Linked DNA regions of Homo sapiens: regions 2 and 3 are each linked to region 1. A link is a loop called in an ENCODE intact Hi-C map of the cell type or tissue named here. Cell type or tissue: CD4-positive, alpha-beta T cell. All regions are shown on one strand. Region 1 overlaps LRRC9 (leucine rich repeat containing 9). Region 2 has its middle 9.0 kb from the start of LINC02322. Region 3 overlaps LRRC9 (leucine rich repeat containing 9).

Evidence for each region. Hi-C counts contacts between places; a loop is a spot of excess contacts. Peaks named below come from ENCODE experiments on the same cell type or tissue, not always from the same donor. Only the 100,000 strongest peaks of a DNase experiment are listed, where the experiment ranks them.
Region 2: a loop joins it to region 1, with 4 times the contacts of the local background. A loop is called at or near these places in 6 of 110 quality-filtered maps.
Region 3: it touches region 1 in a loop (13-fold over the local background); 38 of 110 quality-filtered maps call a loop at or near these places.

The regions. Positions count from the first base shown.
Region 1 is chr14:59,964,135-59,966,634 of GRCh38, forward strand. LRRC9 (leucine rich repeat containing 9) reads left to right here. Exons shown (of 33, transcript NM_001395648.1): 11 at 2,455-2,500. Among named protein-coding and RNA genes, the nearest start is that of LRRC9, 45 kb to the left of the region's middle. RefSeq lists an enhancer at 1,153-1,212. In CD4-positive, alpha-beta T cell, CTCF peaks have their summits at 1,063 (motif pointing right) and 1,262; DNase peaks (open chromatin) are centred at 1,087 and 1,717; H3K4me3 peaks cover 1,239 bases; H3K27ac peaks cover 579 bases.
Region 2 is chr14:60,330,907-60,333,406 of GRCh38, forward strand. No RefSeq gene overlaps it. Among named protein-coding and RNA genes, the nearest start is that of LINC02322, 9.0 kb to the left of the region's middle. RefSeq lists enhancers at 690-929, 950-1,019. In CD4-positive, alpha-beta T cell, CTCF peaks have their summits at 1,059 (motif pointing right) and 1,267; DNase peaks (open chromatin) are centred at 405, 805 and 1,105; H3K4me3 peaks cover 1,178 bases.
Region 3 is chr14:60,063,337-60,065,836 of GRCh38, forward strand. LRRC9 (leucine rich repeat containing 9) reads left to right here. Exons shown (of 33, transcript NM_001395648.1): 33 at 1-2,500. The coding sequence ends at 26. The region is part of intron 1 of PCNX4-DT (PCNX4 divergent transcript); the gene reads right to left. Among named protein-coding and RNA genes, the nearest start is that of PCNX4-DT, 27 kb to the right of the region's middle. In CD4-positive, alpha-beta T cell, a CTCF peak has its summit at 1,308; a DNase peak (open chromatin) is centred at 1,365.

The sequences.
Region 1 (2,500 bases):
GAGAATATTGAATCCTCTACTGTAGGTGAAGAGTCTGAATGTAATTTGGAAGGTAACAAATGGCTGCAAAGGCTTTTGTTTTGTTTTATTGGCAGACTCTTCACCTACAGTAAAGGATCAGTGTTCTCCACTGTATAGTTTTAGACTATCATAACTTCTGTTCAACTCTTTTAAAGTCAGCTGAACTGTGTACCGCACTGCTCTTGAAGCAAACGCAGTACTCCACCACATAAGTGGTTTTGTTTGTTCTGTTTCCTTCACCCAGAATGCTTTTGCATACCTCACACTTACTTCATCATTGCTCAGCTGCTGAATTCCTGGGCAACATAAAATCTCCATGAAAAAATCACACTTCATAGCTCCTGCCTTCCTGGGGAACCAGCCTAGGAGCTAGGTATTGTTTATTCATTCCTTCCACCCATTCATGAGACGCCTCAAGCCCAATATCCCCTATATAGCAAAAACTTTATCTAAAACGCCTACAGCCCTAGTTTCTATCAGAGTGCAGAAAGCTTCCAGGACATGTTACTTAGGGGAAATTTGACAGATTTAGGCCCAGCAAATGATCCCTCTATAGGAGGGGCAGTAGCTTCCCCACCTCAGATGCTAATGTGGCTGTTTTGTAGGTACTCTAAACTGGTTAGCAGGCATCATGCTTGATTGCAACACTATTCATATCTGTCTCCTCTACCAGACTGCGAGCTCCTCTGGGATTAGTTTGGTTTAGGCAGCTCTCCTTTCAACTCTAAGGGAGAAGTAATTTATAAGATCCTGGCTGCATTGATTAAGTATTTGCTTGTGAGAAATATAGATGCCCTAAGTTAGGAGCTCAGCTATTAGGCTCAAGGAGAGACTACCCATCAGGAAGCTCACCTCTGTGACCTTAGCTCACACCCATTTCAGACCCTGGTTGATTATGTAGGTGAGGACCTAGATCTTTCATTAAAGGCAAATGTATTCCTTATAAGACCATTTACTTCCTTCTCAAAATGATCCGTTTTTCAATCTCATCTTAATCTAGGTTCTGTGCTAGACAGGACCGGAATTTTATGCGTATGGCCAGGTGAGGGCAGCAGAGAGCAAACAAGCACTTCAGTGTTATTTTCACACAGCTGGCCCCTGCTCCTCCTCCTCCAATTTTCAGATCAAATATCTTAACGTCTCTGAAAGGTCGTCCCCAAGGCCCTATCTTAAGTAGGTCCCCTTTGCATTCCTTACCCCAAGCTTCTCTTCAGAGCCTTTTTCAGTTTAGAAATTTTATTTCTGGCTTTACTTGTTTAGGCTTCATTAGAGCAGACAATGCCTCTTTCACATCCGTATTCATTGTCAGGAAGTTATTTCAGTAGTCCAATGAGAGATCGTGGTGATTTGGATTAGGATGGTAACAGTGGTGATGATGAAACACGATCACATTCAGGATGGATTTTAGATGTAGAGCCAGGCGGACTTGCTAAAGAATTAGATACTGGGGCCGGGCGCGGTGGCTCACGCCTGTAATCCCAGCACTGGGAGGCCGAGGTGGGCGGATCACGAGGTCAGGAGATTGAGACCATCCTGGCTAACACGGTGAAACCCCGTCTGTATTAAAAACACAAAAAATTAGCCGGGCGTGATGGCGGGCGCCTGTAGTCCCAGCTACTCGGGAAGCTGAGGCAGGAGAATGGCGTGAACCCGGGAGGCGGAGATTGCAGTGAGTGGAGATGGCGCCCCTGCACTCTAGCCTGGGCGACAGAGCGAGACTCCGCCTCAAAAAAAAAAAAAAAAAAAAAAAAAAAAAAAAAAAAAAGATACTGGTGAGGAAGAAAGGAGAGGATTATTCCTACGGTTTTGACTTAAGCTATCAGTTAAATGGTGGTGCCATATACTGAGATGGAAAATACTCAGAGGAGCAGGTTTGGGGTGCAGTGTTAGTTATGTTAGGTTGGAGTCACCTGTTTAACATGCAGATGGACATACCAAGTAGGTAGTTGGATATTCAAGTCTGGGTATAACCAGCTAAGTTGAGTAGAGATCAAGACTAGAAATAAAATGTTGTAATTTATCAGGATGTATATAAAGCCAAGGAACCACGTGAAATCATCTAGGGAGAGTGTTCGTGGAAGCAAGAGGAAGGCCAAAGGCTGATCCCTGGGCAGTTCAACATCTAAAAGTCTGTCTGAGAAGACCCAGCAAGAAAACTATGAAAGAGCAGCCAATAAGAGGAAGGCGTATGAAGTTTCCCTGAAGCTAAGAAAGTGTTTCAGAAAGTGAAGATTGCTCAACCAACCTGTCTTCCAGGCAGAACAAATGTGCAATAAATGAATAAATAAACGGAGCCACTATATGATTACTGTATCTTTAGCAAAAGACACAAAATATGAGCTATAACTTTTATCACGTAGTTTTCTGTTCTTAAACATTTTAAGGAAAATCTATTATTTTCTTCATGTATATTCTGTATGTATTCCCACATAGGTTTAATTTCTGCTATGAATTAATTCTGTCACGTTTTTGTGCCTGG
Region 2 (2,500 bases), 370 kb after region 1:
CTTCAGAGCTTACAAGCATTAGAAACATGCCAGAAATCTACTCACAGCAAAACTGTTTTTTTAGAAAATCACACAGAATTGAAAACCCGGTTTAAAAAGCTCCATACAAATCATGAGCTATTTATCACTTTCCTTTAATACACTACCATTTTACTCCAAGAGCCCCATTTAACAGAACTTCAAAACTGAAAGTGGATTTATTTACATTTTTTATGAAGAAACAATGGTATATACTCTTAATCACCCAGTGTTTCTCCACGGGGTTGCTAATGGCATTGGCAGAATGTTTAGCATCGCTGGTTCTTGGGTGCTAAATGCCAGTGGCACCCTCCTCCAAGTCTTTGTGACAACCAACGTTGCTCCCTGACATGCACGTGCGCGCGCTAGCGCACACACACACACACACACTCTCTCTCTCTCTCTCTCTCTCTCTACCTGCCCTCAGTGGGGCAGTACTGCCCTCGCTTGAGAACCCAAACTGCCTTATGCTGAAAAGAAACCTGAGACCCAGGGAAGAGAAGGGCAGTAGGGATTTGCCCAAGACCTACACCAAACTGGTATTGTGTTCGGCTTTCAGGCTGCAAAGAAGAAAGCGTTCAGACCATCTCAGATGTGGGGGGATTATAGAAAGTTTACACGGTGCAGGCTGGCGGGTGTGTGGTGAGGAGACCCAGAAAACCATTTCAGGGATCTCCCAGCCAGGCCTAATGGAGAAGAAGAAGACTTTTTCTCACTGTTGCAAGTTCAACAGCAGATGTGAGGTCTCAGGGGCTGCTCTGGGGACTTGGCCGCTTTGTCACCCGTGCCGGAAGCTCACAGGCCCCGGAGATCCCGCCTTCTGACTGCATCGCCCTCTGCCTTATTTTTTCTGCTTTGCTTCCCCTCAAACTGTTTCCTTACTGCCTCTGTCCCTACTCCTTTCTTTCTGGTTGTTTTACGTTCACAGTTTCCTCAAGAAAATACAAACAGAATCATTAAATATCACCAATACACAGAATCCCTTTGGAACGGAGTTTTTTTTGCCAGGCTACCCGAGAAGCCGCTGGTACCATCCAAGGCTGCTTTGGGCTAGAGCCAACAGCTTATTTTCTCCAGCAGGGGGCAGCATCGCTCGTTGGCATCTTGAGGTTCACTACTCAAGGTGGGCTTTGAAGTCAGATTGCCTGGGTTTGAAAGCCAGCTCCATAAGCCCCTGTGTAACTTCAGCTGCCTGTGCCTCCGTTTCTCATTTGTAAATTGACACATTAATAATAAAATGACTTCAAAAGATTTGTGTTTATGTGTGCTGGCAGGGGAAGGAAGTTTAAATGAGAAGGCATTAAAAATAACTCAAAATACAATGACAATCTTCATACAAGTAGAAAAAACAAATTATTTTGTCGTTCTTAAAATTTATGTAGAACCACTGTACTGGCATAACAACAGACACATAGATCAATGGAACAGAATAGAGAACTCAGATACCACCCATGCATTTACAGACAGCTCATTTCAGAATTACCATATGATTGAGCAATTCCACTAGTGGGTATGTATCCAAAAGAAAAAAAAAATTAAGGCCTGGTGCAGTGGCTCACACCTGTAATCCCAGCAATTTGGGAGGCCGAGGTGGGCAGATCACTTGAGCCCAGGAGTTCACGACCAGGCTGGGCAACATAGTGAAACCCCATCTCTACAAAAAAAATACAAAAATTAGTCAGGTGTAGTGGCGTCCATCTGTAGTTCCAGCTACTCGGGAGGCTGAGGTGAGAGACTCGCTTGAGCCCAGGAGGTGAGGCTGCAGTGAGCTGAGATCATGCCACTGCACTCCAGCCTGGGTGACAGGGTGAGACTCTGTCTTAAAAAAATAAAAAAAGAAAAAGAAAGAAAGAAAGAGAGAGAGAGAAAGAAAGAAAAAGAAAGAAAGAAAGAGAGACGGAAAAAGAAAGAGAGAGAGAAAGAAAGAAAAAAAAAAGATAGATCAGTATATCAAAGAAATATCTGCACTCCCACCTTTAGACAAAGGTGCCGAGAACATACAATGAGGAAAGAACAATCTCTTCAATAAATGGTGCTGGGAAAACTGGATAACCACATGCAGAAGAATGAAACCAGATCCCTATCTCTCACCATATACAAAAATGAAAGCAAAATGGATCAAAGCCTTAAATCTAAAACCTGAAACTATGAAACGACTAGTAAAAAACGTTGGGGAAATGCTCCAGGACGTCGGTCTGGGTGAAGACTTTTTTGTATAAGACTTCAAAGGCAGAAAAGAAAAAAAAATAGACAAATGGGATTACATCAGGCTAAAAAACTTCTGCACAGCAAAAGAAACTATCAACACAGAGACAACCAACAGAATGGGAGAAAATATTTGCAAACTATCCATCTGATAAGGAATTAGTAACCAGAATATATAAAGAGCTCAAACAACTCAATAGGAAAAAAACCCCAATAATTCTATTTAAAAATGAGCAAAAGATTTGAATAGACATTTCTCAAAAGAAGATATATAAAT
Region 3 (2,500 bases), 99 kb after region 1:
ACTTTCCAAGATCAAATCGAATGTAACTGCCTAAAGAGAAATGAGCATACACCAAGAAACTCACCTGTTTAGTAGTTGTACAAAAACTAGCGGACAGTGGTCAGTTAAAAAAAAAAAAAAAAGATAATCATGTTACTTAAGTTACTGAAGCACTTCAGTTCCATATGAAGATAATCTATTACCCTTCATGAACTTGATTTAATATCACCTCTCTTAAACTTTCTTTATGGTTATCTTTAGTTATTTGTTTGAATTTCTATATCATAAAAATCATCAACTATTACATCAGACTACAATTTGAAAAGACAAAAGTGACATGAAACAAAGTCCAGAGAACTGAATGCTTAGTTCTAGTATTAGAAACATTTAGTCATGAAATGTCATTATGAAAAGTCATAGGAAGATATTGAGAAAAGATAACTTTAGGAAATAGGCATACTTTCATTTGTAGAGTATCTATTCATTTGAGATTACACAAAACTACAGCACATTTCTTACCAAACACAACTATTACTAAAGCAAGATGAGTTTTGCTAGTTGAACTACAGATTGGTTTTTAGGACTGTATTTTTTTAAAAAATACCCTCAAACCAGATCGGCCCTCAAAATTGTTTAGAGATGCAAATTGTGGGCATCAATAGTAGTTTCTAAATGTGGCTAACCGTGGGTGCAACCAGTCCTTCATGCTCTAAGAATAAAAAAAGCGTCCGATTTCAAATACAAATCATTTAATTACACCTACAGTGATACAAGTTTACAAGTAGTTTCAGGCTGAAGAGAACATGTATTCAAACTGAGTGGACACATTTAAAAATATGACCTTCAATAATTATACTTCACTGAACTTTTCTAAACTATTACATTGCATAGTACTAGGACGTATCACAGATTAATCAAATGTGGTTATGAATTTGCTTGTTACAGTTACTAAAATTGATAACCAAATTGCCAATCATATTTTGATATAAATGAGCTCCATCATTCATGAAGTATTCTATTCAAAATTTTAAAGTTATTGGCTCAACAGTACACATAGTTTCATAATATTTTATACTTTCCTTACACGAAAATAAATTATTTTAACTAAAATATGTAGACTTTATAATCTGTCTGGAAATAGTTTTAAAGGTACTTTGGAAATGATATAATTCCAATGTCTATGCAACAATTTTGTATTTTTCTTTTTAAATGCTGTATGTCTTTACTTTAATCATGTAATATTTAAAAGTTCAAACCTAATTACAGATTGATTTTGCTCTTTGTAATGTGTGGTTTTTAAACAACTATTACATTTAGGTGGAAATAGGATCTTTTGTTTAAAAACAACTATGCAGTTCTTAAGATGTCCAGAAGATGTCTTTGTTGCCCTTTAGTTTTGACAACTGCTTTCATTATAGTGTTGTGACAGTCTACTCTTCACTATTTATTACTAAATTGGCATCATCTTCTTTTTTTCTTTTATGATTATGTATAAATTAAATGCTGAATATATGTTACTTTTATAATAAAAAGTGTCTTAAAATAACAAAGTGGGAAAATAAATGTAATAGGTTTCACTGGAGAAAAATGTTCAGAATAGAAATATATAAAGCAGAAAAAACATAACTTACACTGTATTCACTTAGCATTTTGGCATATTTTCTTTTAGCCATTTTTCCTATGGACTTTTAATACATTTGAGATCTTCATGTGATTTTTATGTACACATTGTTAAATTTTGAGCTATTTATAATTCTTAAAAATTGTTAATTAAATGTCATCTGAGCCGGGCGCAGTGGCTCACATCTGTAATCCCAGCACTTTGGGAGGCCAAGGCAGGCAGATCACAAGGTCAGAAGTTCGAGACCAGCCTGGCCAATATGGTGAAACCCCATCTCTACTAAAAATACAAAAATTAGCCAGGCGTGGTGGTGTGCTCCTGTAGTCCCAGCTACTAGGGAGGCTGAGGCAGACAAATTGAGCAAGACTCCATCTCAAAAAAAAATTTTTTTTTCATCTAAATTTCTGAGTAGCTGGAATTACACCACCACGCCAGGTGCAGTGGTTCACGCCTGTAATCCCAGAACTTTAGGCGGCCAAGGTGGGCAGATCACCTGAGGTCAGGAGTTCAAGACCAGCCTGGCCAACAAGGCAAAGCCCCATCCCTACTAAAAATACAAAAATTAACTGGGAATGGTGGCGTACACCTGTAATCTCAGCTACTCAGGAGGCTAAGGCAGGAGAATCGCTTGAACCAGGGAGGCAGAGGTTGCAGTGAGCTGAGATGGCACCACTGCACTCCAGCCTGGGTGACAGAGTGAGACTCCCTCTCAAAAAAAAAAAAAAAAAAACTGTAAAAGAGAGTAAACTATTTATTCATCAAGGTATTTCACTTAGATAAAATGTATAATTTATCCAGTAAAGTTATTATGTCTTTGCTCCCAGCAAATGTCTTGATTTATTTTGCAAGCAAATGTATGATTATATAACTTGTTTTCATTAAAGACAATTCCACAAACAA